3 separate regions of the Homo sapiens genome follow, and regions 2 and 3 are each linked to region 1. A link is a loop called in an ENCODE intact Hi-C map of the cell type or tissue named here. Cell type or tissue: dorsolateral prefrontal cortex. All regions are shown on one strand.

The links. Hi-C counts contacts between places; a loop is a spot of excess contacts. Peaks named below come from ENCODE experiments on the same cell type or tissue, not always from the same donor. Only the 100,000 strongest peaks of a DNase experiment are listed, where the experiment ranks them.
Region 2: a loop joins it to region 1, with 2.5 times the contacts of the local background. A loop is called at or near these places in 9 of 110 quality-filtered maps.
Region 3: it touches region 1 in a loop (2.6-fold over the local background); 5 of 110 quality-filtered maps call a loop at or near these places.

The regions. Positions count from the first base shown.
Region 1 is chr7:51,183,664-51,191,663 of GRCh38, forward strand. It overlaps COBL (cordon-bleu WH2 repeat protein), which reads right to left. Exons shown (of 13, transcript NM_015198.5): 4 at 7,187-7,415; 5 at 439-536. Among named protein-coding and RNA genes, the nearest start is that of COBL, 130 kb to the right of the region's middle. RefSeq lists enhancers at 4,105-4,711, 4,712-5,317. In dorsolateral prefrontal cortex, CTCF peaks have their summits at 3,172, 3,377 and 4,486; DNase peaks (open chromatin) are centred at 3,032 and 4,508; H3K4me3 peaks cover 386 bases; H3K27ac peaks cover 6,699 bases.
Region 2 is chr7:51,239,091-51,247,090 of GRCh38, forward strand. All of the region lies in intron 1 of COBL (cordon-bleu WH2 repeat protein), which reads right to left. Among named protein-coding and RNA genes, the nearest start is that of COBL, 74 kb to the right of the region's middle. RefSeq lists an enhancer at 4,728-5,228. In dorsolateral prefrontal cortex, a CTCF peak has its summit at 7,245; DNase peaks (open chromatin) are centred at 7,301 and 7,931; H3K27ac peaks cover 7,258 bases.
Region 3 is chr7:51,311,475-51,319,474 of GRCh38, forward strand. It overlaps COBL (cordon-bleu WH2 repeat protein), which reads right to left and starts at 5,335. Exons shown (of 13, transcript NM_015198.5): 1 at 5,119-5,335. The coding sequence starts at 5,159. LOC124901633 (a long non-coding RNA gene) reads left to right here and starts at 5,510. Exons shown (of 2, transcript XR_007060324.1): 1 at 5,510-5,750; 2 at 6,573-6,858. RefSeq lists enhancers at 5,593-6,186, 6,187-6,779. In dorsolateral prefrontal cortex, no CTCF peak of the experiment used is centred here; DNase peaks (open chromatin) are centred at 3,410, 4,067, 4,900, 5,958 and 2 weaker places; H3K4me3 peaks cover 4,914 bases; H3K27ac peaks cover 8,000 bases.

The DNA.
Region 1 (8,000 bases):
TGATACTCTTCTCTGCCACGAGGCATAAGCTACAGTTCACTGATAGCAATATTGGCTATTTACACTTAACTATAACATCCATTCACTCATTCATTAATCTAAACAAGATTTACTGAGTTTCAGCCACAGGCAGAGTTCTGTGGAAGTACCGGAACACCCACAGGCAGAAGGGCTCATGGCCCCGGTCATCAGGAGCCCACAGGCTTCCTGTCCCCCTAGTGAATAAACCACCATCACCCAAGATTACTCCTTTTGGAATCAAGTGTGGAAGCACAGCCTGTCATTCCAGTGCATACTAATAAGCTCTCTTTTACCTGAAGGAATTAGTATTCTTAAATAGAATTGTTTAGAAAAGTTCCAGGACAGGTTGAATGCATGTATTTCAAGAGACTATTTTTTTTACATGATACAAAATCATATGTGTATTTAATCCATTACCTTACTATTGCTTCTTTTATTAACTTTGAAAAATCCCAGAAATTTTTTCTTCTCTTTATCTGTCTCATCATTGCCAAGTGATGATTTCCTAAAGGTTTCTGGAAAAAAAAAGCACTAAGTTATTTTTCAGCATCTGAAACAAGAGATTCAATACTTTACTTAAAAAATCTTAATAAATGAATCCTCTACTCTTAAACTTTTAGTTCTTGTAAGAGAGGGAAAGCCATCAACTATTTCTTTCAAAGCTGTCCGAGCCACTTCAAGTCCTCAGGTCCATTTGGGAAATCACTACAGGTTCTTACACAGTCTTTTAGGAATGATGGAGGCATTTTCTCTGGGTGTGGTTGTGCCCTTTTGGAGAATGACAAAATAAATAAAGTTCTAGGGCAGAGCTGTCCAACAGAAAGCTAAACCAGACCACACATGTAATTTTACATTTCCTAGTGGCTACATTAAAAAGAACCAAGTAAAATTAATTGTAATAATTTCATTTAATCCAATACATCTAAAATATTGTCATTCTATCATGCAGTCCATATAAAAAGTATTGATGAGATATTTTACATTGGTTTTGGTGCTAAGTCTTCACAATCCAGCAGCCCTTTAGGCTTACAGCATATCAGTGTGGACTCGGTACATGCAAGAGCCACATGAGGCCTGTGGCTGCCAAATCAGCACAGCTCTAAGACTGCGACATCAGTGCAATACACCTGCTTTAAGAATTATGAGTGAGGTACAAACTTTAACTAAATGAAATAAATCAGCAGCTTTCCTGCTCATTTCCAGAAAATGGAGTAACAGCTATGGGCTCCCCAGGTGGTATTTGAAACAACTGCATCAAATCTCCCAGGAACCACCTTTCCAGATTTTCCTTCCTCTGCTGCATCCAGAACGTTTTCCTTTCAAATTACATTCTCTAGGGGAGCAATTGTTTTCTTCTTTCTTTTTCCTGAAGCTCTAAATCCTCAACCCCTCTTGAATTTTTCTTCATCAGGATTCTAGAGCCAGGTTGGAACCTTCCAAATTCCAGACAAGCACACTGAAGCCCAGATGTGTCTGTCAGCTGACAAGACAGCCATGGGATGTGGTTCCCAAAGCGAGATGGAACCTGCAGCATCAGCATCGCTGGGAACTTATGAGAGATGCGAATGCTTGGGCCCACTCCAGACCCCCAGAATAAGAAACGCTGGGTGCAGGGCCCAGCACTACACAGTCAAACTAGCCCCTAAGGAGGCTTAAGCTGAGGGTCTGGAGAACACGCTTGGGAGTGGTGCTGAGAGATTAAGAGCGCCCATGTGTGAGGCACACTTCGGAAAACCACTTAGCTCCTCCAAGCCTCAGCAGCTTCATCTGCAGGTTGAGGGTGAGTGCATCAAGCACGCAGACGGCACTCACACAGCTCAGCACACTGCTCACTAGTGTCATGATTTGCTCAGGAAAGGCCTTTGTCATTACTTCATTCCATTCTTCTCTGCCAGGGCATACAGATATGACAAGAAGAAGGAAAGTGGAGGTGTTCCTGGAGGATAGAAAAATGATTTTTCCCATATCACTGCCAACTGATAGCAAGAGCTCTATACCATTGGTGGCAGAATCATGGACTGGGATTTTACAAATTCTGCCATCAGACTATTAATGCAAACAAGGTAACCCTCAATTAACTTCTTGACCTGCTAATATATGATTTCACATTTGAGTTAGAGAACACACACAGCAGTCAGTGCATTAATAACACAGGCGTGAACACTGATAGCGTCCACACAGCAAAGCAAAAACCCAGCACACACGCTCCTGATATCACGCTGTAGGAGCAAAGGTGCACATCCTAGCCACCAGGGCAGGGCCAGGACACTTGGTTACATGCAGGAGGCTCCAGTGGAGGCACTGAGCAGGCTCCACATCGCACAGTACCCAAATCAGAGGGCCCACTGCAACATGGTGCAGCAGCACCAATGCATGTGTGCAAACGCGCTGTAAAGTTAGTTGCAGCAAGCCCTCTATTAGGTACAGAGCTATAAAGAGGAAAACAGAGCACACAGTTAAGACTGCATCTAAACTATTATATGCTTTAATATGTATGTTTATAACCAAGGATGTTTCTAGAATTGAGTGGTATGTGACATGGACCAACGGATGCTCACGAACTGACGATGGGGTTACACTTTCAGTTCACGACGGCTTTATCCAGATGTGACCCCATCGTAAGTCCAGGAGCATATTGAATGCATAGCACTTTCACACCATGGTAAAGTTGAAAAATCTTAAGTTGAGAAATTGTCTATGTTGAAACAGATGACATCATAGTATCCTACTGATAATCGAGAAGTAGAGCATTTTCCTAGTACACAAGCTGTATTACACCGACCACAGAAAGGACAGACTGCATCAGAAAACTGCAATGAGATCTAGCCTGTTGTTTCTCTTCTTGAATGAGGACAGTGGCTGATCATCACCTCTAAGGACTGAGGTCGGCTCCCTGACGAAGGGTCCAGGACAGCCCCGGCACCAGAATGCCCCTCAATAGTGGGAGAGACACTTTCTCATGCAGCTACAGCCTGCAGCTGTCTGGAGGCACCAGGGGCCTGTGACTCACAGTGCTGAGCTGCGCCTAACACTGATGGTCTATTTTTAGAGGTGAGGCTTTGGTCTCAGTCACTGACTGATAGGGGCCTCCTATGAGGCCTCTAGAGGCTTGGCAGACACTGAAGAAGAACTGGTTTGGGAGCAAAGTAGGAGAACTCAGTGTTCCCATCAGCCAAAATTTCCAGAGGCTGCCCAGCTATAAAGCAGAGCAACAATGAACAACTGATGCATAGCCAGCCCTCGAACACACGCAAGTGAGCTCTAGAACCCATGGTGCCTATGGTATGATAAGCTGAGGGTGGCATTTATTTTGTTTGAATTTACTCTAATTTACACGTAATTAAATATTAAGAAAAGTGTGGGAACTCACACAGTCTGCAAGAAAGTTTTACTTTCTGAAGCATTACAATGATTTGAAAAATGTTAAAGATGAATTGCAGAGTGGCAGAGAAGGATGAAGGACCCTTAAAGACCAACGAGTCCAAACCACTCACTTGTCTAGAGGAGGAGACTCAGTGACCAGAACAAGGCCATAAGGAGTAAATGGAAGCGGGGGACCAGGTCAACATCTGCAAATGTACAATGGGCATTCTACATATGTATATACATATATGTATATGTTTAAGTATATATATATATATATATATACACACACACACACACACACACACATATATCTATATCTGCCTATATATACATATAAACATCTCTTTCTGTATAGAAATATCTCTATGAAACTTAAATAGATGTTGGAATAAATGCAAAATCTGGACTAATCATTTGCATACTTGTCTATGACAGAAAAGGTTAAATTTTAAAATCCATACTGTCCCAAATTCTGTAGCATGCAGGATGGCCTTCAGGGGCAGGTAAGCATGGGCAGGCAGAGGTGAAAAGGAAAGGGTGCCTTTCCTGCGCACACCACTTCTGATCTGCCCTGAATTATTGGGCAACAGAATTTGTTTTCTGTAACAGCCTCCCTCATTTCTCATCAATTAGAGCCACACAGCAAATTCTCCTAAGAAGCATTCTTATCTGAACCAACCAGGGAATCAAGAAACCAAACCAAAATCTCATGTCAGCCTCGCATGCACCTTCAGGAGGGCCCCAAGCCAAACTTCCATTCCTTGGAGTCTGGCACAAAAACATCACCTCTGTGCAGCTCTGACCCCAGAGCCATGCATAGTGCAGCCTCACAGCGGGAGCGGGAAGCCCCAGGTTCACTGTACCTTGACAGCTCAGGGAAGGCTCGGACTGAGTTTTGCTCAGACGAACTGGAAAAGGCAGGCAATGAGAGAGTGAGGTCCAGCTTTGAGATGTGTGGGAGTCCCTGACCCAGGCCTTGGCCCTCACAAGCCTCAGAGGGGGGCTGTCCTGCTGCAGCAGTGAGAAGGTCTCTTGCTGGGTCAGCTTGCCTCTCTGGGCTGGCCCTCTCAGGGCCACAGCTGCATAGCCTGCTAAGCACCGCTGAGGACGCAGGTGGCAGCAGAGCCCTTGGCTTTATCAAGATGCTCCCACCGGGGATTCCAGGGGAGGGCAGGCCTCTGCGTAGCAATGCCTCACCTCCTGCCAGCTGCCCTTCTGTTCTCCAGCAGTGGTAGGGCTCAGGAGTGGACGTCTGTCCCCTCCAAGTGCCTACCAAGAGGATTGAAAGTAAGGGCTCCTCCAGCAGTACCCAGCAGGCCTGCCCAGGGCGGTTGTAGGGGAGAAAGGGAGCCTCGGAGATGGCCTCTGGACAAGTGTCTTTTCTTTTCGAATATTTGACAGTGAGCAGGAGGCAGGCATTTGGCAGGGACGGTAATCAAATGTCACAGCTGGCATGGCACAGGCATGGTCCAGACGAAAGGGGTGCTGGCCACAAGGCTGGAGCAGAGCCCCCATGGTGGGGAAGCTCGTGGTGCCTTGGGGGTGGGGTGGAAAGGGCCAAAATGTCCAAAGGAGTAGAGAGGGGGACTTGGAGGTTTGGGAGCAGCTAGTTCCAACCAAGGGCAGAAGTGCTTCCAAATCTGAACGGCCAAGCTGACCGCACCGGCTTGTTCTGCTCTGTCCCATATGAGGATCAGAAGAGATGCTCTGGGCCCCTGACCACATGAACACTTCAGCTCCTACATTCCCAATGACCATGGGCTATCCTGGGTCCTCTCCTTCACAGACAGGCAGGTTTTATATCACTTCTCCCAAGTGCCAGGTTCAACATCTACCTTTCAAGATACATCCAAGTGGTAGCATGTAACAGAAACACTTGTAAGCCTTTTTATTTCAGATACCTGAACGTGAAACAGTTTTCCCTTTATTTTTCTTTTTATCTTAACAAATGGAAGCTGTTTCCAAAGAGTCATGTAAACCAAATTTAAATAGTGCTGATATACTCAGTGCCACCAGGCCTTTGCAGCAATACTGAGACTATTTCTGTCTGTGTTTTAAAAAAGACACTGGATAAAACACAAGATGCATTATTCTCAAATGTCAGAGTACTTTTTTTGAAGAAATAAACAGTCCATGTATCTTATACTCAACTGAGCCAAAACCCTCTCTTGAATGTCAAATCAGATCTAGATGCCAGATACCCAGGAAGACAAGGGCGGACTTGGCGGGGAGAGGAAGGCTGGACAGAGATTCCACTATGATCATGGATTTCACAATAAACTTGGTATTAAGAAAAAATATGGCCAGGCGCAGTGGCTCAGGCCTGTAATCCCAGCATTTTGGGAGGCCAAGGCAGGCGGATCACCTGAGGTCAGGAGTTCGAGACCAGCCTGGCCAACGTGGTGAAACCCCGTCTCTACTAAAAACACAAAAATTAGCCGGGCATGGTGGGAGGTGCCTGTAATCCCAGCTACTCAGGAGGCTGAGGCAGGAGAATCACTTGAACCTGGGAGGTGGAGGTTGCAGTGAGCCGATATTGCACCATTGCACTACAGCCTGGGCTATAAGAGTGAAATTCCATCTCAAAAAATAAAAAAAAGAGAAAAAATACATTTTTGTTGGAAAAAATTAGAAAAAAAAGTCATAGAAAAACAGGAAAAACTTGAATATGTATATATTTTTTAAACTCAACCTATTCAATATTTGTGGAATAATGAAACAGAGACAACAGACATCAAATGAGGCTTATTAGAAGAGAAACTTTTACGAAGTCCATTTTGATCATTCTAAGGTCAAGGAATATAACATTTCCTTTGGCCTGACAGTAGCAGTTAGCACTCTATATCAATCAGAAACATGTGCTTACACAACATAACAGTCTCTGCACCAGCAAGGCCTCTGGGCTGCCACTCTCACCAGTGGCTCTAACTGTGGCCTCATACTAAAAGCCAGTTTCACATGATGAGCAAGCAGGATGACACTGGCAACACAGTGAGGAGGCCTAAGGTGGCCCTAAAGTTATCTTCAGGAATGGATCTCACGCACTGTAATTGTTCAGTTTTAGAGAACAGCTAAATGAATTTCTGCCACTGGTTTTAGACATGAGCAATGTTTGAAACCTGGGAACAGCAGTTAATGGCAACTGAAAAAGAAAATCAAGATAATTTTTTTTTTAAAGAGACAGGGTCTCACTCTGTCACCTAGGCTGAGGGCAATGGTGCAATCATAGCTCAGTGCAGCTTCAACCTCCTGGGTTCAACCAATCCTCCAGCCTCAGCCTCTCCAGTAGATGGGACTACAGGAATGGGGATGCACCACCACGTCTGGCTAATTTTAAAATTTTTTTGTAGAGACGGGGTCTCACTATTTTGTCCAGGCTGGTCTTGAACTCCTGAGCTCAAGCCATTCTCCTGCCTCAGCCTCTCAAAGTGCCAGGATTACAAGTGTGAGCCACCAACCCACAAGAAAGTATTATAGATGGTTTGGAGTAGTTACTTCAGAGCATAAGCTCTAATCTCACCTCACCTTTTCCCCTTTTACTTATGTCGTGGAAGTTTGCAGGGAGACAAAGGATAAAGGACATGTTCAGGGCTGGGAGAAAGGAGGCACAGCTCAATCCAGAGGAATGAAAACAGGCCAGATTTCTTTTTTGCCTACTTCAACTTGACTTGCCTGGAACTTCATGTACCCATCTCTCCCTGGCGCTACTGAGAGTGCTGGGGAGAGCCAACAGGGGACATGTACACGCCGCGCATCCGTGTGATTATGGGCAGGTGCGTGAGACGCAGCGGGGCCTCACCTCTTCTGTTGTCCCACGCGTAGAGCTCCTTTATCCCGAGCTCGTTCAGGGACTTGGACAGCTCCAGCTCCTCTCCGGCAATGTTGTCCCTGAGGAGAACCACGTGCTCTGGGCTGACCTCACACTTTGCACAAATGACTGGGAGAATATTCTGGAGAGGAACCTCAGGGCTCACACGCACAACAGCTTTTTGTGTCCGCAGGTAATTCACGACCAAACGCACAGATTTCTGGAAGAACACACAGGCAAAAAGAATTCAGTAAGATATCCTCCCACAAGCCTTCAACTCTTGTGTCAATTTGACAATTGGGTGTGGCAGGATTGTGTGTAGCCTGAATCCTTCTTCCACAAATTGAGTGAGTAATGGGGGAAAACAGCATAATGAATATTGAAAAACAAATGTCTAGAATAATAAATCTGGTTTAGAATCTCTTGCTAGTGAACAAGCTGCTAACAACACAGCGAAATAAACATCAGGGAAGACTCTACATTTAAAATCCAACACATATACTTTACTGTCTTCCAAGGGTTCTGGCCAGATGTGAACACATGGCACTTATATGCATTTTCTAAAAAAAAAAGTTTGGAAGCAGTATGAATAATTTAAAGAAAAACCCTCCAAAAACATGACATCAAAGTTTTAAGGAGTCAAAATATCCACATAAATACAGGAATATCTATATATGTACATAGATATATATATATATAAATACATATATACTGTATATATGTACTATATACACACATATATGAAACATATACAGTGTGTACACAGACCTACATGTATTTATGTATACACACTACACACACGTAT
Region 2 (8,000 bases), 55 kb after region 1:
TTTGGGGTTATTAAAATCCATTCTGTCTGGGGCTAGAAATACTGTCAGAGGCATCTGACCCAGAGCGATTCCATCTCGAATAGGGGCTGGGTAAAATTAGGCTGAGACCTGCTGGGTGACATTCTTAGTCACAGGATGAGATAGGAGGTCTGCACAAAATACAAGTCGTAAAGACCTTGCTGATTACAGGTTGCAGTAAAGAAACTGGCTAAATCCCACCAAAGCCATGAGGCCACAAGAGTGACCTTTGTTCGTCCTCACTCCTACACTCCCACCAGCACCATGACAGTTTACAAATGCCATGGCAATGTCCAGAAGTTACCCTGTATGTCAAAAAAGGGGGTGAACCCTCAGTTCCAGGAATTGCCCACCCCTTTCCAGGAAAACTTATTAATAATCCACACCTTGTTTAGCACATAATCAAGAAATAATCATAAAAATGGCCAACCAGGACTCGCGCTACTGCTCTGCCTATGGAGTAGCCATTCTTTTGTTTCTTTACTTCTCTAATAAACTTGCTTTCACCTTACTCTACAGATTTGCCTCCAATTCTTTCTTGCATGAGATCCAAGAACCTTTTCTTGGGGTTTGGATCAGACCCCTTTCTGGTAAGAATACTACTCGATGGGAGTTGCCACAGCCTCTGCCCAGCTCCACACTCATGTCTCACTTTAGTGGCTGGTTAACGGTCATGGTATTTTGCCATGGAAATGAGCAAATGTGACAAATCAAGGCACACGTTGTTTTATTGATTGTCTAGATCAGGGATCAGCAACATTTTCCATAAATAGCTACATAGTAAACATTTTAGGCTTTGTGGGCCATATGATCTCTGTCACAGCTACTCAGCTTAGCCACTGTGGCAAAAATGCAATATATAAATGAATGAACTTGGCTGTGTTCCAATACAATCTCACTTATGGACACAATTTTGAATCTCATATAATTTTTTTATATATTACAAAATATTATTTTCCTGTTAATTTTTTTAAAAAATACCTTTAAACATGCAAGAACCACTCTTAGATTGCAGGCTGTACCAAAACAGGATCTGGCCTGTTGACCACAGCTTGCCAAGCCTTGGTCCAAGACCTAGGATGGTGATGAGAAAATCTTGACAATGCAGATCACACTCACAAGTGGTCCTGCCTGTCACTTCCACATTGTGAATCACATAATAATTTAAGGAAACACTGTGAGTATTCATACACTTAATCCAGGTCAGCAAAGTCTCATATCACTGAAGGAAAGAGGACATTCTAACATTCGCTTTCTCACTTTGCTTTACTCATTGTAAGTGAAAATATCCATCAACATTCATGTCAGAACTGAGCTCCTTCATCAGAGCAGCCACAGCGTGGCCATGGACTTGAGTGCGGCTCAAGTGAACAAAAGCATCTATGATCAGCAACTGGCTCTACGGAAATTGCATTAAAGAGTACTGAACATATTTTTTTTTTATTTTATTTTTTTGAGACAGAGTTTGACCCTTTTTGCCCAGGCTGGAGTGCACTGGCGCGATCGCGGCTCACTACAACCTCCACCTCCTGGGTTCAAGCAATTCTCCTGCCTCAGCCTCCAGAGTAGCTGGGATTACAGGCACGCACCACCACTCCTGGCTTTTTGTATTTTAAGTAATACGGGGTTTCAGCATGTTGGCCAGGCTGGTCTTGAACTCCTGACCTCAGGTGATCTACCCACCTCGGCTTCCCAAAATGCTGGGATTACAGGCATGAACCACCGTGCCCAGCCTACTATTATTTTAAATTAGGTACTACACATCCTTTTTATAAGTGAAATTTACGAGACCACCCTTTCCTCGGAGAGCTGGCTGTTCAACAGTTCCTAGCCTAGCAAGGGCTATCCCAGAGGTACTGATGGTGACTGGTGAGCAGTGGGCCTTGCCACCCACCCACTTCCAGGCAGTGAGTGCTTTAAAGGCAGAGCTGTATCTGATCCAGCCTTTCCCTGCCCCAGAATAGGACCTGGTAACCCTGCTGGTGTTCAGGCTAAGTAAACAAACACGAGTGGGCACAGCACCTTGGTCCTGCACCATCTGTTGTTTTTTAAGGATTATTAGAGAGAGCAAATTCCAGTTTTGATCACAATGTGGTAAATGCTTCAATGAAGTCTCAACGTGTCCCTCCAATAACAAAAGATTACACACAAACTTTTAAACATTCTTTTACTAACTGATACTTAGTATGTCTATATTTGCAGCCCAATACACACTATTTTGCATGTTATTCATGACAACAATTCAGTGTCTAAACTCATTTTAGAACATAAATGAACCAAATGCCAGTGAGAACATATCTCCCCACAGGCACTCAGTGCTGGGCAGAGCTGGTCCCCTCGGAAGGCCTGGGTGCTCCCCTGTGCAGATCCCATTAAGAAACCAATGCTCCTCGGCCGTTCCCACGATCACCGATTAACATTTTAGTGATGTAGCTCCTGCTCCAGAGGAAGAGAAACAAGTTAATCTATATTTTTTAAAAAAATAAAAGTCACTGTCATTGGAAGAGCAGTTTGATGAAATGGAAGTCTGTACATGTGACAAATGAACACGTATGGCAAGGAGAAATGGAGGCTGACAACTCTGGCAGCCAAACACTGCTGTGTGTCAGTATTTCCTCACTTCACATGGTTTTAAAAAGGTAACAAAGCCTCTTCCAGACTCATGATCCTCGTTCCTCAGCTGCTCACAAGGTCCATCCTGCAGAGAAGTGCTAGGGGTCCTTCAGGGAGGAGTCCTCTCACATGGGATAAGATAACACAGGTGAGGCAGGAGAGTAATGTCTGGAGACAGGGACCCTAAGGCCAATTCACGCTGACTTCCTAGACCTAAATCAAAAGGAAAACCCCAACTTTGCACTCCCAAGTAACAAAAAGACCAGAGGCTACTCCCCTTTCCTGCGTACAGATGAAAAACTGAAAGCACCTCTGACTGGTCCCCTCTCACAACCAGTCTGGTCTCAGGCCAAGTCTTCATTTGCGTAAGAGTATAACTTTGTAACTTCACTTCAGCTTCTGATTGGTCACTTTCTGCAATCAATCAGAAGTTTGCATAGGGTGTAACTTTATAACTTCACTTCAGCCTCTGATTGGTCCCCTCCCACAACCAATCAGACTGACTGTGGGCCACTACTTCATTTACACAGGGTGTACACCAAGTAACCAATGGGAAATCTTCAGAGGGTATTTAAACCCCAGAAAATTCTGTAACCAGGCTCTTGAGCTGCTTGCTCGGGTGCACTCCAACCCTGTGGAATGTACTTTGATTTTTGATAAATCTCTGCTTTCATTGCTTCATTCTTTCCTTGCTTTGTTTGTGCATTTTGTCCAATTCTTTGCTCAAGACACAGGAAGCTGGACACCCTCTGCTGGTATCACAGGCTGTCCTGGCTGGACTCAGCTCCATGTTGTACAGTATAAAAAAGGTGCCAGAAAGTTCCAGAGTGTCATCAACCTGAGCTGTCCACCGACCCTGCTATACGCCAATTCCTCACCCATAAATTGACTCTGATCTCTGAGGTCACCTACTTGATGCTGTTGAATGTTATGATCTTCAGGTTCATAAGATCCACAAACAGAAAATGTTAACTTAGGATTTGAACACAGCTAGATACCCACCATCTGCTCTGTTCTGAGAATTGGGCCCTGGAAGAGCTGGAGACAGAGCTGAACCCGACTCCTGGGTAGAAGAGGCCCACTCGCCCAGGTGCTTCCTCTCTGGGAGGCCCTGTCGAATGCCAACATTATCACCTCCGCACAGCTGGTTCATCCAACAAGGTACCTGACACCGAGGAAAGCCCAGGGTAACCGCTACCAAGGGAAGTCCAGGCCCCAAAGAAGAAGGGCTGGGTGCTCCCTTGGGAAGCTGCCCAAAGTCACCAGGCACCCAGGAGGGGATGACCAGGTATGAAGGGACACAGAGCTGGGACCAGACCAATTTTCTGCGCTTGTTAAACTCGCCTTGGTGGCACTGCTTGGATGAGTGAGCCAGTCCCGTTGGTCCCACTAAGGACGGATGGGCAAAACATGGCATGAACTGATGTAAGAGAACACGTTCAAGCCAACGTGCTGAGGTGGGGGCTATTCTGGACGCTATTCCATGAAGCTGAAAAGATGTTGTGGCCTCGCTGCACTGATGTGAAGGCAGCTGTGTGCGGGGAGCAGAAGTACTGGAGCTGACGCTGGGGTGTGACTTCCTGTCCCCCTTATGTGCGAGTCACCTCACCCCTCTGTACCTCCGGTTCCAGTGGTGACACAGGGGTGACGGTGATGTCACTGCCCTCATGGGACTGCAAAGCACTCAATACCAGCTGCTACTACGGGATCTATTGGAAATTTAAAATTATATACTCACCACACAATTAAAAATGAGCTAAGGTATAATCTTGTATATATCTATGAAAACATGATGTGGGGATCATGGTGAACAGTTAAACTCTGGTGCACCCGTGCCACGGGCTAGCCCTCAGCAGGAAAAAGGAGGCAACATAGCAAGCTGGGTGGAGCCCAAGAACGTTACGCTGGGTGAAAAAAAGCAGTCTTGGAAGGTCACGTACAGTATGATCCTACTGATATAAAATCCTCAAAATGACAAAAATCATAGCAATGGAAAACAGACTAGTGATTGTCGGAGTTGGGGACGGCAGGAGGAGGTGGCTGTGCCTGAAAGGGGGTAGAGGGAGGTCTTGGGGTGAAGGAGCGGTGCCGTGTCTGGCCTGCATGGACCTTCAGGTGTGAGGACGTGCACGTGGCGGGCACCCGTGCCAGTGTCCTCTTCTTGGTTTTGGTATTGTCCTATACTACAGATGACACAACCACGGGGAAACTGGGGAGGGTACCAGGACCTCTGTGCCAGCTTTCTAACCTCCTGTGAATCTTCAAAATTAAAAATTAAAAAATATATCAGCTAAGGAAAGATAAACCATCATGTGAAAATGCTTTCCCCATGTTGGTCCCTGCAAGATGGCTCTGCCCACGCCCTCCTCTCCAGCACAGTTTTCTGCACACACATGTGTGCTCAGCTCCCACCCTCAAGGCTCCAGGATGAAACCCAGTGCACAACCTGCCAATGAGAACTGAGGCTGCAAACCATGTTCCACTGCAAAATGTAAACACAAGAATAGGCCGCACTCCAAGGAGAATGTCTAAGTCCTCTACAGACGCCTGGACCAGCATGCCCCGGTGCCCCATGACTGTAGTGGGTATTTGCTGTCCTCCTTCCTGTACACCTGCTGTCATCCACCAAGGCATAAACAGAAACACTGACTTTTCAAATACTTCATGGTTTCTTGACTTGTTCAATCACACGGCCTTCTTTGCCAGGCTGCTGTAATAGCCACTCACATGTCCAAAACCTTCAATTAGGGAACTCTATATTCTGGCCACAGATAGAGAGAGTTGTGTGGATGCTGCCATTTGACAATACAGAGGTACTTCCTCCCTTTCACACCAAACCGATAGGGTCTCATGGGGCCCAGCCTCTCCTACGGCCACTCTCTCTCACCCACAGCATGCTCCAGTTCCAATCCCTAAGTGCCTCAGCTTTCCCCCAGGCTGCAAGACACTGCCAGAGGAAACAGGCCCTCCCCACAAAGTCACGTGCGGTGACCCCAACAGGGCCCTCAGGTAGATGTTCCTGCTCATTGCTCTCAGCCCCATTATATCATTGCTGCAGCCATTCCAAGTCCCGGAAGACCTCGCCCAACATGTTCTTGTCCTGGGCTCCACCTTCACCACGCCTCTGTCTGCAGAGACCCCAGGGAGTTCCTGCAAGGAACGCAGTTCCAGAAAAGGGCTAAGCTCACATCTCTTCTAAGGCTTCACCCATTTTTTTCTCTGCTCTCCTATCTTTAGTCTCTCCCTGTCTTGGCTCGCTAGCTGAGACTGTTCTTTCCTTCCTCTTTCCACACCTCCTTCCATTCAAAAGAGGAAACGCCTCCAAAGAGGAGCCCTACACCCAATGTCCCAATTTCCTCATAGCTTCCGAAACCCGCGCCTTTACAGCCAGGCTTCCTCCACACTCTAACGGACCTGATCAGTTGCCTCTTCCCATGATGACCTTCCCTGCCTCCCACACGCCCTTCTCCTGCAAGTCCACAGCTCCCTGAAACTCCTGCTTTCACATCTCCAGAGTCTTGTGGATGCTGTTCTTCTACCTGGAATTGCCATCAAAGTCCAACAAAACACCAGCCCCTTCTAAAACCCAGCCCATACTCTTTCATCTTCACTTTCTCCTCATCCCTACCCACTCCTGCTGAAATTAGAAGTATTTTCTGCAAACCCTAAATTAAGATTCCAATTCTGCGGTACTAAACACTTTCTCCACAGCTCTACAACATTTGTACTGATTCCCTTCCTCCCTTGGATTGGACAATTCTGTCTCAACCACCAGACTAGCTAACAGCAGCTTGCTGAAGTGTGAGCTCAACAGGTATCTGTCCAATGAATGAATTACATCCATAGAAGAAATGATATATAAAAATATATAAAATTAGAAATACAGTTTCATTCATTCTACAAACATGTATCAGGACCTACCATTTACAAGGTAATTCCTAGGGAGTCTATAACATAAATGATAGTACAGTGTATGGTCTCAGATCTCAGAAAGGTTCTAGAGGGGCAATAAGATAGACACAACTGTTTAGCTAAAAGCAAGGCTGGGATTAAGTGATGTGAAATAAGCAAAAGGCACCTCGCAAACCATATGGCACTATTCAAACATTGGGGCACTTTTAAAGTTTTCTTATTGACATTATCAAATTATGCAAAACAAAGTTAGGTAAGGGACAAATCCTGCCTGCAGAGTAACTTGAAATTTTGTGAGGAAATGATTTTAGCAAAAATAATATATTATCCAAAGACTTAGTTTTCATTATGGCAAAGATCTCTGCAAATGCAAAGAAGATATCTATGAATTATACCATGTGGTATGTATGTGTCATTTATTTTTAAGTAGAAAGGCCTAAAAATATCTAGTAGCATTTAGAAAATATTTCACACTTCTTTTTATCACTCCATGAATTTAAAACTAAAAAAATAAATATCCTAGCCTTAATGCAGAAAAGCAAGTATGTAAGTTTCCTACTTGAAATAAAAAGACAAAAGACTCTATGAAGAAGATGGCATTTTCTTGTATAATTTGGACCAGGGAGACAAATGGCCTGCAGCAAGTCTATCCAAGCAGGAGCTCCATCTCCATCAGCAGGGGCCGCCTCCTCTGTCCCTGACAGCTCAGAAGCCCATAGTAAATGCTGTTTGTTGTCAGCAGGACACATGCACCAAGCAATTCCCCTCCCCTGGGCCTCCTGCCCATCCTCTCATCCCACTTCCAATCATGGCTCACTCCCCAAAGCTCCAGGAGAAAATTCTCCCCTGGCACACAGCCCAGCCCTGACCTTGTCCCAGCCCCAACATCCCTGCTGGTCTGGCTGTCAGCCCCCGTGAGGTGGAGAGAGAATCCTGCCTGCACACCGTACAGTGTAGCACAGGCCATGCTATTAGATCTGGGCCATATAACTTCTATCTCATTCAAATAAAATGCAGAAACGCTGATTAATGAAGCATTATAATGTTTATGAAGAAAGAGTTATTGTGGTTGCAATTCCATGATGTCCTTGATTTGTAGATTCTATCAGTTACACAGATTGTCATACTTGCAGACTTCTTCCAGAGTTTGGCAAGAACAAATGGGCTTTTTTTGTGCAGATGACTCATTTACATTTTTAATTATTTTTAAACTACATGAACAATAAATGACTACATTGAACGATTCAAAGAAAAATCAGAGTGTGTTCCCAAAATAGCCTAGGGTGGACCCCTGTCCCCACCAAGTCCTAAACATTAGAGCCCAGCACGCCCCAGTAAGTCACCATAGCCAACACAGATGCAGCCTCCCTGCAAACACCAAGCAGTGCGGGCCTGCAGGACTCAGTGCCTCACAAAACCAGCGGATACCTGTGGTCATCGCGGAATCTTGTGGTGAC
Region 3 (8,000 bases), 130 kb after region 1:
TTGAAAGTATTGACCATCCTTAGCTTTGCAAGAAGCAACTAGAATCATATAAAGTATACAAGAGGAAAAAAGTTTTAATTCTATTCCAGCAAGAGACAGATGAAAAATAAGGAATTATGGAACCCTGAAAGAAAAGTGACGTAGGCTTCCCATCAATTCAGAAGCAGAAAGCCAGGGAGTGGCCCTGAAAAATCCAGAAACACTCAAGTGACAAGGTGGAAGCGAGAAAGCAAAGTATAAAATGGGGGAGATGGAAACTAAAATTTACAACTCAAATAAATGAAAATCATAAAAGTGTAAAAAGGCATATTATCAATACATCTCTATGTAGTAATATAAACCAATAACTACAGTATTTTAAATAAAGAAAAAGTACAAAGATGAAGATATGTAAAAGCTTTCAGTGGGTCATGAAATACCAACTTTTTTTCAGCTATAGTATAAGGTAACTGAAAAAAAAAACCACACAATTAAAATTAACCAACGCATAAAACCTTCATAATTAAATGTGGATGGGGAGAGAATGAAGGAATGTACGAAAACACCATATAATAAATACAGGACCTCAGCCGGGGGCAGTGGCTCACACCTGTAATCCCAGCACTTTGGGAGGCCAAGGCGGGCGGATCACAAGGTTAGGAGTTCAAGACCAGCCTGGCCAACATGGTGAAACCTCGTCTCTATTAAAAAAAAAAAAATACAAAAATTAGCTGGGTGTGGTGGTGCACACCTGTAAATCCCAGCTACTCCGGAGGCTGAGGCAGGAGAATCGCTTGAACCGAGGAAGTGGAGGTTGCAGTGAGCTGAGATCGCACCATTGCACTCCAGCCTGGGTGACATGGTGAGATTATGTCCCCCCACCAAAAAAATAAATAAATACAGGAACTCTTAGTGTATTTACAAAGTTCAAGTCTAAATCAGAACCAAGTGTTAGCATATTTCACATTTGTATGTCCTTGATCTAAATATTAATACTACTTTGGTATCAAATATTTATGCTCACTTTTCAAAACTGCAGATCAATTACAAAATTAAATTTAATCATAAATTTATAACAAAGCACAAAAGGCCTAGAAACCTAAACTACTTATTACGGTGTATAGATGCATCCTATAATCATTGTTTTCTTAATAATTACAGGAGCACTTGCGTGGACACAGATTATGACTTCATTCCCTGGATCCCAAATTAAGAAGTCCACAGAATCCAGGCCTGCATATACGTGGGGGCTGTCGCTCTGCCTGGGTCAAGGTTCCACTCAATAATAATCCACTCCACCTGTGCACTGGAGGTCACGAGAAAACACAGGAGGGACTGCAGGCAAAAGTTCCTGGGGGCAGGAGAGATGCAACACTTAACAAATACCTTTGTAACAAATTTTAATCATACTTCAGTTCTATCCCCTTTATAGAACCACTGAGAAATAATAAAAATGCTCTGAGACTATGTGATATTGCAACACAGAAATGTCCAACTCTTCTAATTTATTAGTAAATATTTTAATTACAAAACATTAAAATTCCTAGGCCTACTCTCCACATTACATCAAGCAATTCTTAACTTTTACTTTCTTAAATGAATTGCCAAAATAAAGAGTAGCTCAGAAGTAATATCTTTTAAAAATAATGCTCAAATCTAACGGGAAAAGTTTTATGTAACAGTTCATTATACATGCTCTCATTTGAAAGAATGTAAACACTTTCTCTAACATGTTAGCCAAAAGCCAAAGGCCTAGAAACCTAAGCTTCCTATTATGGTGTAGAGTTAATATTTTCTTAATATCTGCATGCTTATGAGGGTTTCATACAAAATGTCACTGTGGCTGCCCCATGTCACTACCAAGAGTCACAGGCCTTCTACACTTAATACTATGTGCGGCACCGACAGGACTAGAGTAGCTCAAGTTACCCACTTCGATTAATTTTTTAAAATTTCTTTTGGTTCTAATAACTTGATTAAATAAATATAAATTTATGCAAAGAAATGAATAACAGCTATGTGTACATGAAGTCCACATTTTGACGAAACTGATTAGCAAAACTTCCACTGATTTTTACATGAGCAAACTGCTTGAATACAGCCATTGATCAAATGCACCAGCTGTTTTGACATTTCATGTCATTGGAGATTACTGTATTCTACAGAAACATGTCTTTCCTCCATAGGAAAAAAAAAATTAAGCATGGTCCTGCCAAACAGCAAGCCTTCTTCTGTCCTTTATTAACAGAGGGTCCAATGGGAAATTTAGCCCTGTGTTCTGTAACAGCCGACTACTGGGATGGCTCCTATAAATATTCAGACAAACGCAAAGTAAACAGATAAAGTAGAGAGTTAAATATACTTCAAAACCTCACCAAAAGGCAATTTGCCTTTACTTGTGTTCTGAGTATTCTGTCAATTCTTATACTTCAACTGAGCTCTAAAACTCCCTAAAAGTCACATCAAGTCTGACTTGTTAGTTTTTGCACACAGCCTCTTTCCTAAAAGAACACTTTCCCCAGGAGTCAAGGAAGTCATACATCACTGTTTTAATGAAATTCCTAGTAAAAAACATACAATTTCAATCCAAGTAAAAACGTATATTTGTGTTTTTCACAAAGATAACTAATAACTACCTGTTAATAATTTAGCCAGACACAGAGTCAGTGAGTTTACATTCACCAACCTATCTCCCTTCAGTAATCTTCTAGAAGAGCGTTTGTAGGCCACAGGGTGAAATCTCGTTAATTCACTGCACCCAGTCTAGCTTGTTTCTATACAACACAAGGAGGAGTGGTAGTTTCAGCAACAGCAACAGCTTCACCACATCAGTTTGTTATCATGTGGGAAGACAGAGGCTTACTGAAAGTTTGATTTTATAATAAACGGTTGCAGAATCAGATGGAAAACAAATTTCCCTCAAGCACACTGCAAACACTGCCTTAATCTCAGGGAACAGAGGAGTAATCTCAGTGAAGAGCCAACAGAATCTGCCTGCCACCAATAATGTACTAAAGCCACAAATTTCACAGCAATATCTAACCTTTATAATTAGCAAGCATACACCTAAATTATATAAAATATTCGAAGACCTAACACCATTTATCTCCTCAGATTTGAACACAAAATTGCTTATTAAACACGTAATTCTTGTCTGAAAAAATATAAGGATATTAACATTTTCTTGATGCTTCTTCACTGAAAGTATTAACAAATGACAAAGTGAGAACAATAGAAGTTAAAAATAATATGTCTACATTTCTTGGACAAAGATGTTCGGACAAGTAAATTAGACACTGGATATGAGTGAGGGAAAGAACTGAATGCATCAGGAATAATTTCATGTTTTCCATAGCAAAAATCCTTAGTTTTACTTTGCAATTCAAATATGAAAGCCAATCAGAGCTCTGGGAAGCCCTGAGAAGGCCAGCCCTCGACTACCTCTTGCCACACAGTACCAGGCTGAAAAGAGTGCCACGCTCTTAGGGTAAGTCCTTTCACTTCTATCATTAGACTCCCTTCAAGGATCTTACAGATACTCTTTGGATACAGTTTTGCCGGCCTTTTAAATGTTCTCTCTGTCTTCATATTTATTTATAAGGTGATAGTGACAAAATAATTCAGTGTCCTTAAATAGGCTCATTTAATAGGCTATGAAAGCCACAGATTTAAAGATACCTCTGTTTCACATTTCCCTGTTATTTTGGGATGCCTATTACCATGAAAAAGGATTTCCCACATTTACTTTCTTTCTGGGGAATTTGTTTGTTCAAAGAGAATTATATAACCACCAGTAAGTGCACTGCAAAAAAAAAAAAAGAGAGAGAGAAAGAAAACTTCTTTTTAACATTCCTCAGCTTCAGGATTATTTGATTTGCTAACCTGGCTCACCTTTTCCTGGCATTAAAGGAAAACTTTAAAATTTTAAAAAGAGCCCGACTGAAAGTCTTTTACACACTTGGGCAACACGCCCGCCTATGGGCACATGGGCAGGGTGAGTCAGTGGGACACAACTGTAACAGAAAAAAAGATTTGTTGTCCCCAAAGCTGCCTCCTTCAAGTCCAGTTGCCATAGCAGAAAGTGGGCCCATTCAGTAAGCAGGTGCAGGGCTCACCCCAACCCTCATTCCATTTGCAAGACTCATACACATTTGCTCCAGGCGAGCGAGCGAGTTCGAAGGTCCCCGGCGCGCCGCGCTGAAAACTACAAAGTCCACCGGGACTGCGCGCTACCCCGCGGCCCAGCCTGCACCGCTGGCCGGGATGAGCACGGCGCACCTGGCTCGGGGTCTGAATAATGAGCAGGGCTGCTCGTCCTGTTTGAGGGAAATTACTCTTTCTGAGAGTCAAATCCTGAATGTGACGTGTAATCCCTGCACGCAAGGTGTGGGGATAGCAAACAGAAACCGGGAGAGGTTTGGGCAAAAGCGGAATCGCGAAGACAGGGATGGGCCGCCAGACTCGCGGGTCCGCTACGGATGTCTGCGCCTCAGGCCTGGCCCCACTAGGACGCCCCTTCCACTGCCAGGGGAGACCCTGGAATAAAGGCAGGGAGGGAGAGCTGCTGCCATGAAACCCTCCGGGCAATCCGAACACCTTCCGAGAACGCGGGGCCCGGGCGGCTGCGAAGCCGGGGAGCCCTCCCCTCCACGCTGCCGGGAGAGCCGATCCTGGGGCTGCCGCCGAGGCCGGGAGAGGGAAGACTTGATGGGAACCGGCCAGGGGCAAGCCCGCAGGGAAGAGGCCGGAGTCAAAGGCCGGGCGTCCCCTCGCTCCCCGCTCCACCCCTACGGCAAACACTTGGGGGGCCTGAGGAAAGCTCGGAGCTGAGTGGGGGCTGTGCTGGCGGGGACCCCCATAAGGACGCCTGCATACAAACCACCCCGCGCGAAAAGTGCGCTCCGGCCCCGGCCCGACACGGTTACCTGGGCAACGACCCGGGTGCCCAAAGTACACAGCACGCACCACCACCCAACACCAGCACCCAACACCAGCACCGCACCACCTGCTCCACCACTACCACCAGCACCCGCTGGGGCGGCAGAGAGGGCGCCCTGCCCGGGAGCGCGCGGTGCGGACGCGGGCGTCCGAGCCCAGGGAAGCCCCCTCTCCACCCCGCCCGACCGCGGGGCCGCTTACCCGGTCGGGGGCTTGGCCGCCGAGGCGCGCGGCGCGTCCATGGTGCCGGGGGCCGGGACGCGGGCGGTGCTCCGGGCCCGCCGAGTCAGGCGCTGGCTACCGCCGCCACCGCTGCCGCCCTCATTCACTTTTTCCGCGCTGACCCATCGTCCTCCCACGCGGGCCGGCGGAGGACAGCGGCGGAGCGCGGCGGACGGAAGGGGCTGGAATCGTCTCTAGCGGGCGGGGGCGCCGGGAGCGCAGGGAGGGGCTGGCGGCGGCGCGGGGCGGGGGCGCCGGGAGCAAGGTGCGCCGCGCCCCCGCCCCGGCTGCTCTGCCGCGCCCACCGGAGCGCCGCCCCCGCCCCGCCCCGCCCCGCCTGCTCAGAGTCCCGACCCGGCCCGCGGCGAGCGTCCGGGGAAGGAATCCTCCGGCACCTGGGCCCTGCACCGACACCCGCGGGTGCGGCAGAGGGCTTCTCCCCGTGCTCCTCCACCCCTGGGGGGAGCGCGACCCTCTCTGGGCGGAGTGGGGGATCCCGGGGCCGGCGCCTCCTGGCGGAGTTGGGGGAGGGGAACCACCTGGAGCCTGGAGGCCGTGCGAGGGCGAGGTGGGCGGACCAGCCCGGGAGGACTGACGTTGGAGGGTGAGAAGTGAGTGTCCGGCACCGCTCTCTGACCTTTATCCGTGCAGCAAATGTCTAGTGCGTAGGGTCGCAAAGTGGGAGTCCCGACCGGGAGCGTCAGGAACACCTGGGAACTTGTTAGAAATGCAGATTTCTGGGGCCCACCAGGTCCCACGGAATCAGAAACAGTGCGGGCTGGAGCGCGGCCTCGCTTTGCTAACAACTCACTCGCTCTAGGTGAATGCTCGCTTAAGTTTGCCAACCTGATTCACTGGGCGCTACTGTGGCACAACCCTGCCACTCCAGTGCGGGCTGGCGGGCAGATATGCAGGTCCTGCCGGCCACGCCGGGGCCCAGAGCAAGTCAGCCAGAGGTCCCTTATCTGCCCAACTTCACCTCCACTCTCTAAGATCTTGGTTGGTATGATGGGCTGACCTATAAAAGTGGCAGTTTCATATGGTTTCAATGACTCGAATAAAAGACCAACAAGAGGCCAGATCGGGCGAGCCTGATAGCGTTGGGGGTGACGCTCCCCTTGCGATCTTGTCATTGGATGAGGTATCCAGAGGCCTGCGCAGCCTTCCTCCCTCTGATCCCCTGCTTTCTCATTAACTGAAGGGGGGGCAGACCAGTCTATATGCAAAATGTGAGTCCTTACTCGTGGCTGGCAGATCTTGGGTGCTCCCTGCTCCCACCTAGAAGGTTTCCTAAGTCCCCAGGTGGCCCTGGGGCTCACTTCCCTGCAGCCCAGCCTCCCATGAGTGGAGCGCTTTCCCGGCTCAGGGCCTCTGGCTGGGATGCTGCTCCACAGTGCTCTTCCTCCTCCTTTTCATCCCGTGGTCTCCCCAAGGAGCCTTTCCTGGCCTCTCTGTCTAAAAGCACCCTGCGGAGCACAGTGGCTTACACCTGTAACCTCAGCACTCAGGGAAGCCAAGGCCGGAGGAGCAGTTGAGCTCAGGAGTCGGAGACCAGCCTGTGCAACCTGGGAGAACTTTCTACAAAATAAAAAAATTAGCGGAGCATGGTGGCACACACCTGTAATCCCAGCTACGGGGCGGGGCGGCGAGTGGGGAGCAGGCTGGACAATGGAGTGAGATCCTGTCTTAAAACACAAAATAAAAGCAGCTCTCACTCAAGCTCCTGACTGCTGCCTTGTCCTAATTTTCTTCTGAGCATTTGTCACTGTATGTGTGTGTGTATGTGTGTATGTGTATATATATATGTGTGTGTGTATATGTGTATGTGTGTATATATGTGTGTGTTTATATTTAAATGTAAGTTTATAAAGAAATGTTTACATGTAATGTGTTATATTTATAGACATGTTTATATGAATGCATAAAATTTGTATTTATGTAAACTTATAAATATGTATATACATTATATATAAATGGAATAAAAAACATAAATAACATATCCTATTCCGCATATATTTTGCTCATGTGTTTGCCATTGGTCTCCTCCCTAGCATGTGATCTTAGCAAGCGCTGGGCCTTTGTCTGATTTATCACCCCCAGCATCTAGGGCAGTGCCTAGCAGGGTGGAGTCAGTGCTCAGTAAACAAAGGGTGCACTGAATGAATGAATCTCTTCTTGCACCTTGGGTGTGGGTATTAGAGAGTCTCTCCCAAAATCTGGGGAGCCCCTCCTTGCTCTGGACACCACCATGGGAAGGGCTGCCCAGGAGGGGCCAGAGCTGAAAACTAGACTAGGCACTGTGAGCCAGACCCCATTGAAATCCCTAAGGAGAAGTCCACCTCACAGGTGACACATACTCCAAGCACCTGGCAGAGGCAGCAAGAGGAAGTATGGTGGGGACATGGAGCAAAAGAAGCCCGGAGTGACCCAGTGTCTCAGATGCTGAGCACAGATGGCAACAGGAAGCCCGAAGCAGGTGGATGGTGAAGAGTAAGAGAGCTCCTCAACATCCAGAAAAACAATGAGAAGGAGGTGACGTGCCACCTCCAGGCCAAGATGCAACTTGCTGTTCTAGGAAAAAGGCCCAGGTGACCCTAGGCCTGGACAACCTCAGATCCTTGGAAGGCCCCCAGACATCTACTCAGAAACCCAACAGGGACCAGTTTCCAGAAATGAAGTGGAGGGTTAAGCCTGGTTAGAGCTGTCAGGATGAGACACAGAGTAAAGGTCAGACTTCTGCCAGAGGGAGGAGCTTCACGCTGTGACCCAGGGCCTGCAATCTAAATGGGCCAGGACTGCCGATCACTTGTGTCAACTGTGGGGAGGGGCACAGAGCCTGGGGGGGCAGGCGGGGCCTAGGA